Linked DNA regions of Homo sapiens: region 1 is linked to region 2. The links are chromatin loops, found by intact Hi-C in ENCODE. Cell type or tissue: CD4-positive, alpha-beta T cell. All regions are shown on one strand. Region 1 overlaps SHB (SH2 domain containing adaptor protein B). Region 2 has its middle 29 kb from the start of SLC25A51.

Evidence for each region. Peaks named below come from ENCODE experiments on the same cell type or tissue, not always from the same donor. Only the 100,000 strongest peaks of a DNase experiment are listed, where the experiment ranks them.
Region 1: a loop joins it to region 2, with 3 times the contacts of the local background. A loop is called at or near these places in 1 of 110 quality-filtered maps.

What each region holds. Positions count from the first base shown.
Region 1 is chr9:37,927,552-37,931,551 of GRCh38, reverse strand. All of the region lies in intron 5 of SHB (SH2 domain containing adaptor protein B), which reads left to right. Among named protein-coding and RNA genes, the nearest start is that of SLC25A51, 25 kb to the right of the region's middle. In CD4-positive, alpha-beta T cell, no CTCF peak of the experiment used is centred here; a DNase peak (open chromatin) is centred at 1,731.
Region 2 is chr9:37,872,776-37,876,775 of GRCh38, reverse strand. No RefSeq gene overlaps it. Among named protein-coding and RNA genes, the nearest start is that of SLC25A51, 29 kb to the left of the region's middle. In CD4-positive, alpha-beta T cell, no CTCF peak of the experiment used is centred here; no DNase peak of the experiment used is centred here.

The DNA of each region.
Region 1 (4,000 bases), 55 kb before region 2:
ATGAAGTGATACCTCATAGTGGTTTTGACTTGCATGTCCCTGATGATTGCTGATGTTGAACACCTTTTCATATACCTGTCAGCCATTTTTTTATGTCTTCTTTGGAGAAATGTCTATTCAGGTCTTTTGCCCATTTTATAATCAGGTTATTTGTTTTTTCACTATGGAGTTATGTGAGTCCTTTATAAATTTTGGATGTTAACCCTTTATCAGATGCATGGTTTGCAAATATTTTTTCCCAATCTGTAGGCTGCCATTTCATCTTATTGTCTCCTTTACTGTGCAGGAGCTTGGATGTAGTCCCATTTATTTATTTTGAGCTTTTGATATGATATCCAAAAAAATCATTGCCAAGGCCAGTGTCCAGGAGCTTTTCCCCTGGGCTGTAAGAGTTTTATAGTTTCTATTTTTATATTTAGGTCTTTTATCCATTTTGAGTTGATTTTTTGTGTGTAATAGAAGATATGGGTCCAGTTTCATTCTTTTGCATGTGGAAATCTAGTTTATTAGCACCATTTATTGAAGGGATTATCTTTTCTCCATTGTGTCTTCTTGGTACCCTCATCAAAAATTAGTTGACCCATATGTGTTTGGATTTGTTTCTGGGGTCTCTATTCTGTTTCACTGGTCTATGTGTCTGTTTGTATGCCAGTATCATACTGTTTTGATTACTATAGCTTTGTAATATAATTTCAAATCAGGAAGTGTGATGCCCCCAACTTTCTTTTCTTCTTCAGCATTGTTTTGGTTACTCAGGGTCTTTTATGGTTACTCAGGGTCTTTTATGGTTCCACATGAATTTTAGGATTGTTTCTTCTTTTGCTGTGAAGAATGACATTGGGGTTTTGATAAGGATTGTTGAGTTTCTCATCTTTACTTTTTTTCTTAAATAAAACTAAGTTAGATAAGGTGCTTTGTGGATAGTGAGTCCGCTTCATTGCTGTGCTGGTGAACACCCTTGGTCAGTTGGTGAGGAGGCCCCCACCAGGGTGGGCCAGGAAGAGACTGGTGAGGGTGAGCACTGTGCTTTAGCAAGAGCAAAGGTCCATGGGGTGACTCGGGATGAGAAATGAGGAGCAGGGGGCATTGCTGCTTCCTTCCCCTCTCCCCTCCCTGCATGTCCCCTCCCCCTGCCACATCCCCCACCCCAGCTTGTCACACCCCATTACTGCAGACTCTAGTCTGCTGGTCTTGCCAGAGAATCCTCCGCAATAGAGGCATGGGGCAGGGGCTGTATTGCGGAAAGAGAGCAAACCTCTGCCCTTCTCTGAGCCTCAGTGTCATCTGTAAAATGATGACAGGGAACCAAATGATCTCAGAGTATCTGGTTGGTGTCTTGTCTCCCTCAGAAATGTTGCATTTAGAGCAGTGCACACAGTAGACACTTAATAAATGCCATTGACCATCTATGACCAGTTTCCTGTTTAGTTCGTTTTCTGTTTTGTTTTTTGAGACAGGGTCTCACTCTGTCGCCCAGGCTGGACTGCATTGGTGTGAACACAACTCACTACAGCCTCAGCCTGCCAGGCTCAAGCAATCCTCCCACCTCAGCCTCCCAAGTAGCCGGGACTACAAGCGTGTGCCACCATGCCCGGCTAATTTTTAAATTTTCTACAGAGATGAGGTCTCACGATGTTGCCCAGGCTGGTCTCACAAACTCCTAGGCTCAAGAAATTCTCCCGCATTGGCCTTCCAAAGTGCTGGGAGTGCATGAGTCACCACGCCCAGCTTCCTTTTCTCTTTTCATGTGGATCCTGTGTGCAACAGTGTGCCTTAGAGACTGTGGTGAAAGAACACTTGATGTTTCAGGAAATCGATCTCAGGGCAGTAAACGCCTTGCCCCGTGTCATCCGGCCACAGAGCTGGGCCAGAACCCAGGTATCCCACCCCAGCCAGGCAGGCTGCCCAACTGGAGGAGACGCTCCTGCAGCCACATCCATGGCTTCTGGGCTGCCAATGCAGCCGTGAATGACAGAGCAGACGTATGGGAAACCTAGCTCAGTGCTCAGCCCAGACAGCACAGAGCCAGCCAGGTGCACCAGACACACCAGACAGGCGGCCACTGGTGCAGTGGCTCCTGCCCAGCAGATGAGAACAAGACCCACGCCAGGACCCTGAGTCCTGCACTGGCGTCAGTATTTTCTGAAAGGCACTGTTCTTCATTTAAAAATTTAAAAATGCATTAAGCTGGAATCTAGTGCCAGCCCCCTGTTTCACGTCATGCTTATCCGAGGGGCCTGCCAAAGAGTGCAGATTTGTACCCAGGTGACCAGGCTCCAACGACATCCTGCATACTCGGCGGCACCTCCGCACCTGGCGAGCCTTGCTTCCCTGCTGTCCAGACCTCAGACTACCCTTGTGGGTGAACAGTGAAAGCTCTACTTCCCAGATGAGGACCTGAAGCTCAGACCAGGCACAGTTCAGGGCAGGGACTCAGATACAGGTCTGGGTGGCCCTGAGCCTGGGCTGCGTACAGCACCATCCTCAGGCACCCCAAGGCCCACCCCCCTCTCCAGCCCTGCCTGGGTCAACCCCAGGGCGCTGGCCCCCTTTGGGCTATAAAAGCCATTGTGCGCTCCAAGTCCTCCCCTCGGCAGCTGGGGCTTCCCCCGAGGCTGCCTTGGCCCAGCCTCTGCATGGTCCTGCTCTGGAGTCTCCTCAGATGTGGTACATCTCCCACCATGTGCTGCTCAGGTGGGACTAGGGGGTCCTGTCCTTGGAAACAGCCTGGAGCCCTCTGGAACCAAGCCATTTGGCAGATTCCGCTCTGTGTCTTACACCTTTACATAAGGGGCCAGGCGAGCCGGGATTCGTCAGACGTTCACACTTCATGTGGAGGTTCTCATCTGCCCCTCACCACAGCAGCAAGGGTGGACTCTGGTTATTCCCATGTTGTGGATGCAGAATTTGAGGCACTGGCCGTCTAGCGAGTGGTGTGGCTTTAGCCTAGGCACTGTGGGAAGCTGGGCTACATTATTCTTTGTTGTGGGGGCTGTGCTGTGCGTCGTAGGGTATTTAGCAGCGTCCCTGGCCTCCTCTTACTTAGATGCCAGTAGCACCTATGTACCAAGACATTGCGAGTATTCCCCAGGGAAGAGGGAGTGCAAAATTGCCCCAGGTAGGAGCCACTGCTTTAAGGAGCCTAAGGGCTCAGATAGCCTTGTCCTCAGTAGGAAGAGATCACCCTTGGCCTGGATTCTGTCCATCCTGTTGGCACAGGCATGAGAAGCCTGCTTTTGTCATTTTGCTGTCCCCAAGCCCAGGATCCACTGTGGCCAGTGTACCCACCTGTCTCCCTCCATGAGGGGAGCCATTCTGCCCTGCCTTGTTCCTCCTGCTGTGGTGCTCCCACCCACACTGGCATGTCCGTCACTGACTTGAGAACTCAGCACTGAAGGGATCCCCTCCAGCTTTTCCAGAGGGAGACGCTGAGGCCCAGGGGGAGGGGACTTGCCCAGCCAATGATATCAGTGGGATCAGACTTTGAACTTCCTCCCTTTGGGGAAGCGCCCAGGGCTGAAGAGTGGAGAAAAATAATTTCCGACACACAGGCCTTCATGTTCCTAGAAAAGTCCTCAATTAGAGGTAGAAAAAAAAAAAAGAGAGAAAGAGAAAGAGAGGAAGGAAAGAAAGAAGCCCTAGACCCTGTTTCCCTTTCCTGAAGCTTTGGCAGCATTTCACCATCCCCCTCCGCTTCTGCGTCCAGCCCTCCTTGCAGTTTCCACGTGCACTTGGCTGAGGCTGGTGGGAACCCTGAGGGGGGACTACAAAAGGCATCCAGCGGGATCCACCCACCAAGTGTCATTGCCTTCCCACTTACACACCCCTGGTAATGGGAGGCTTACTCCCTCAGTCTGAGCGCTCATCATTTAAAAACTTCTTGTCTAATAATGTGTTGGTTTTCTCATGAGAAAAATTGCCCAAAATGGGTTCATTTTGACATACCTACTGCTTTGTGTGCTAAAACGAGCCTTATGCCTCTACATGTTCGCCAGGAGAG
Region 2 (4,000 bases):
CTCATCTAACCCTAATTACCACCCAAAGCCCTCACCTCCAAATACTATCACATTGGAAGTTAGGGCTTCAATATATGAATTCAGTCCACAACATTAGCTGCATGATTGATGAGACTGTTCTTTATTCTCCTTTAGTTTCCAAACACTGCCAGCGATCCTTTACTCTGAGAAATGTCTAGCCAATTTGAGATAAAACACTTGTGCATGAGTCAGGATTCAGAGGTACAGGCACTCCATTTTTCTTATCCCTCCTGGCACTGTTTCTGAATTGTGGAGCTCAATTGAATGAAATTGACTAGGAAGAGCAAGAAGAAAGTATTCTTTAGAATAGTTTGTCATGGAGCACTGCTTTGTTACTGTTAGAAGCACCATTAAGGCAGTGACTTGTTTACATTGTTTTAGGGCAGCTCACCTCTACAGCTGCTCTACCTTTCATGATCAACAGAAATAAAACAAACTCAGTTCAGGCCCTCTTTATTAAGCAATTACTTCCTTCTGATGTACACTAAAAAATGCATTTAGTTACACTGAGATGCTCTCTTGTTTCAGACAATACGAAGAAAAATAAACTATTTCTCTTTCAAGGGTCATCATATCTATAATGGGTGGTTTATAGTAAGTAGCTTTCTTGTTTCCTTGGGCAAAAGAAGCTTCAGAATTTTCCTTAGCCCTCTCAGTTTTCTGGGGAAAGTGTGGCTAAACAAATTTCCAGGTTTTCTCGGGCTTTACCTCCTCATTAAATAACAGTGATAGAGTTCTGAGAAGGACCAAGGTAGGAAAAAGTGGGTACAGGTGGAAACTGAGGATCTTTCATTTGTAATCTGTGTGTAAAATATGGAAGTAAAGAGTAAAAAAAATTAGGAGATGAGGGCCTCAGTTTGAAGATACAATTGATTTGGTTTTGGTTTTTGGTAGAGATGAGGTCTTGCTATGTTGGCCTAGGCTGGTCACAAACTCCTGGCCTCAAATGATCCTCCCGCCTCAGCCTCCCAAAGTGCTGGGATTATAGGCATGAGCCACCATGCCCAACCAGCAACAGTTTTATATACCTTGAGAAGGTTAAAGGGAAGTCCAAGAAGATTAAAGTTTTGCTGTTGCTATCTAGAGCTCTTGAAAGCTTCTGCCACTTGTGATCCAAGAACAGGAATGCATGTTATTTGTGTTTGGGAGCAATAACACATCTATTTGAGTCTATTTCAACTCGAACTAGAGGAAAACAGAATCCCCAATAATTTCAGTTTGTGCCTTTTACAGTTTTTCCTCATTTATTTTATTTAGCGAGTTTGTGTTACACCTACTCAGTGTTGTAAAACTGCCATTTCAGGACAAATCATTTTGAGTTAAGAGGTTCTAGACTTTTATGGAAAATAAAGAGCACTGGCTGCCCGAGACAAGTTCCAAAGTGAAAATGTAAATGTCTCTTGATTTCTCCATCGCCTCCCAGGCTGGATTAGGCCCCTTCTGTGCCAAGTGATAACTGTTTCTTGCCTGTCTCTAACTGCATGTTTGTACTTTATCTGCCAGGACAATGTGATCTCCTCGAGGGCAGGGTCTGTCTTTCAGATTTCTATATCCACAGATTAGAGGTTCTCATAATAAATACATTTAATGAAGTAATCAATCTGATCTCTGATATTTTCTTTATCAATTATTCTCCTTGTTTCGGAAACCCTTTTAATTTCTTAAGAATTTCTTTTAGAAATCATCAAGAGGAATACATAATGGATAATTTCACTTACGTGAAGTTCTAGAAGAGGAAAATCTGTAGCAGAAACAAACAAACAAACAAACAGTGTTTCCCTCTGGGAGGATGGGGGCAGAGGTTCACCTGGAAGAGGCAGGAGAGAACTTGCTGGGATGGTGGTAGTACTCTATATGTTGACAGATGTTTGGGTTACACAGGTGTATACATTTATATAAATTTAAGTAATGTAGAGTTAATCTGTGTACTTCATTCTATGTAAATTTTACAACAAAAGAAAAAAACAAATGTTAAACTCTAGTCATGTGAGGACTTTTAGAAGGATGGGTACAGATGTCAGCAATTTAAAATGCATCAAAAATTAAGATGGATTAGGCTGGGTGCAGTGGCTCACACCTGTAAATCCCAGCACTTGGGGAGGCTGAGACAGGTGGATCACCTGAGGTCAGGAGTTCAAGACCAGCCTGGCCAACATGGTGAAACCCCATCTCTACTAAAAATACAAAAATTAGCCAGGCGTGATGGTGGGTGCCTGTAACCCCAGCTACTTGGGAGGCTGAATCAGGAGAATCACTTGAACCTGGGAGACGGAGGTTGCAGTAAGCCGAGATTGCACCACTGCACTCCAGCCTGGGCGACGCAGAGAGACTCCGTCTCAAAAAAATAAATAAAACAAGATGGACTGATGGACAGAGTTAGTTAAGGGATAAAACAAGTAAAATATTAATGGTAAAACCTTGGTAAACAGTGTTCACTGTAAAGTTCTTTTAACTTTGCTGTTTGGACATTTTCATAATAAAATGTTGGGAAAAACCATTAGGGGGTTTATCATTATTGCTGAATAATTGAGAAACTCAGTTTAGCTCTTTTAGTATGCTATTCTTAGATTGCTATGAAGTTATAAGATACCACTGAAATACTTGCTAGAAGGGAACACAAGCCTGTGGCCTAGAAATTTACTTGTCTTCCCCACTAATGATGATAATATGGCAGTTCCCTCCCACTGAGGTCTGGACTATCCCCTCCTGAATGTGACAGGGCTGGTGGCTAAAACAGAGGCCAATCTTTCAAACATTCTTTCCTGCTGGGCGCAGTGGCTCACGCCTGTAATCCCAGCACTTTGGGAGGCCGAGGCGGATGGATCACGAGGTCAGGAGATCAAGACCATCCTGGCTAATACGGTGAAACCCCGTCTCTACTAAAAATAGAAAAAAATTAGCCGGGCGTGGTGGCAGGTGCCTGTAGTCCCAGCTACTTTGGAGGCTGAGGCAGGAGAATGGCTTGAACCTGGGAGGCAGAGCTTGCAGTGAGCCAAGATCACACCACTACTCTCCAGCCTGGGCGACAGAGCGAGACTCCGTCTCAAAACAAACAAACAACAACAACGAAAAAGCATTCTTTCCTAAGACTGCCCAGCAATAAGGGGTCTACCCACCTCCTGACTAGCAGGGACCAGGCTACTAGGAAAATTATGATTTTCCTGCAATACACTGCAACTTTAAATAAACGCCAGGAAATCTTTCTTTTAATTACATACATTTATTAAGTATGCAAGAAAAAAACTATTTAAGAATAAATGCAATGTGTTTAGAACAAATCTGATGCTCTGTATTTTAACTTTTAAAAAGTAACCATTTCACAATTAAATTTGGATCCTTCATTTTACCCCAACAAAAACTAACCTTTTATAGAGAAGAACTTTAACAAGTAATGTCAACAAAGCATTCTAAAGTACTCATAATTTAAACAACTTGCAAGGAGACAACTGTTTTTTTTGAGACAGGGTCTGGCTTGCAGTGGTGCAGTCTCGGCTCACTGCAACCTCTACCTCCCAGGTTCAAGTGATTCTCCTGCCTCAGCCTCCTGAGTAGCTGGGACTACAGGCATGTACTACCACGCCCAGCTAGTTTTTTGTATCTTTAGTAGAGACAGGGTTTTGCCATGTTGGCCAGGCTGGTCTCGAACTCCTGACCTCAGGTGATCTGCCTGCCTCAGCCTCCCAAAGTCCTGGGATTATAGGCGTGAGCTACCTCACCCGGCTCCCTGGAAATAACTTTTTTTAAAACACTTTTTAAGGCTAAAAAGTATTTTGAGTTGTGTATGCTCTGGTTAAAGTTTCAGTTGTTCCTTTTCTGGATTTATTGCTATTGTTAGCAACAGTTGCAGCTATTTACAGCTTATACCAGGGAGTGTATATTTCTGTAGCTGCTCTCTCATTTTGAGTTAAAAGATAAGCTACACAGCACCAGGTCTGTTCCTGAGAAGGTAAGATCATCTTAGCTTACTTAACTGCCCAGT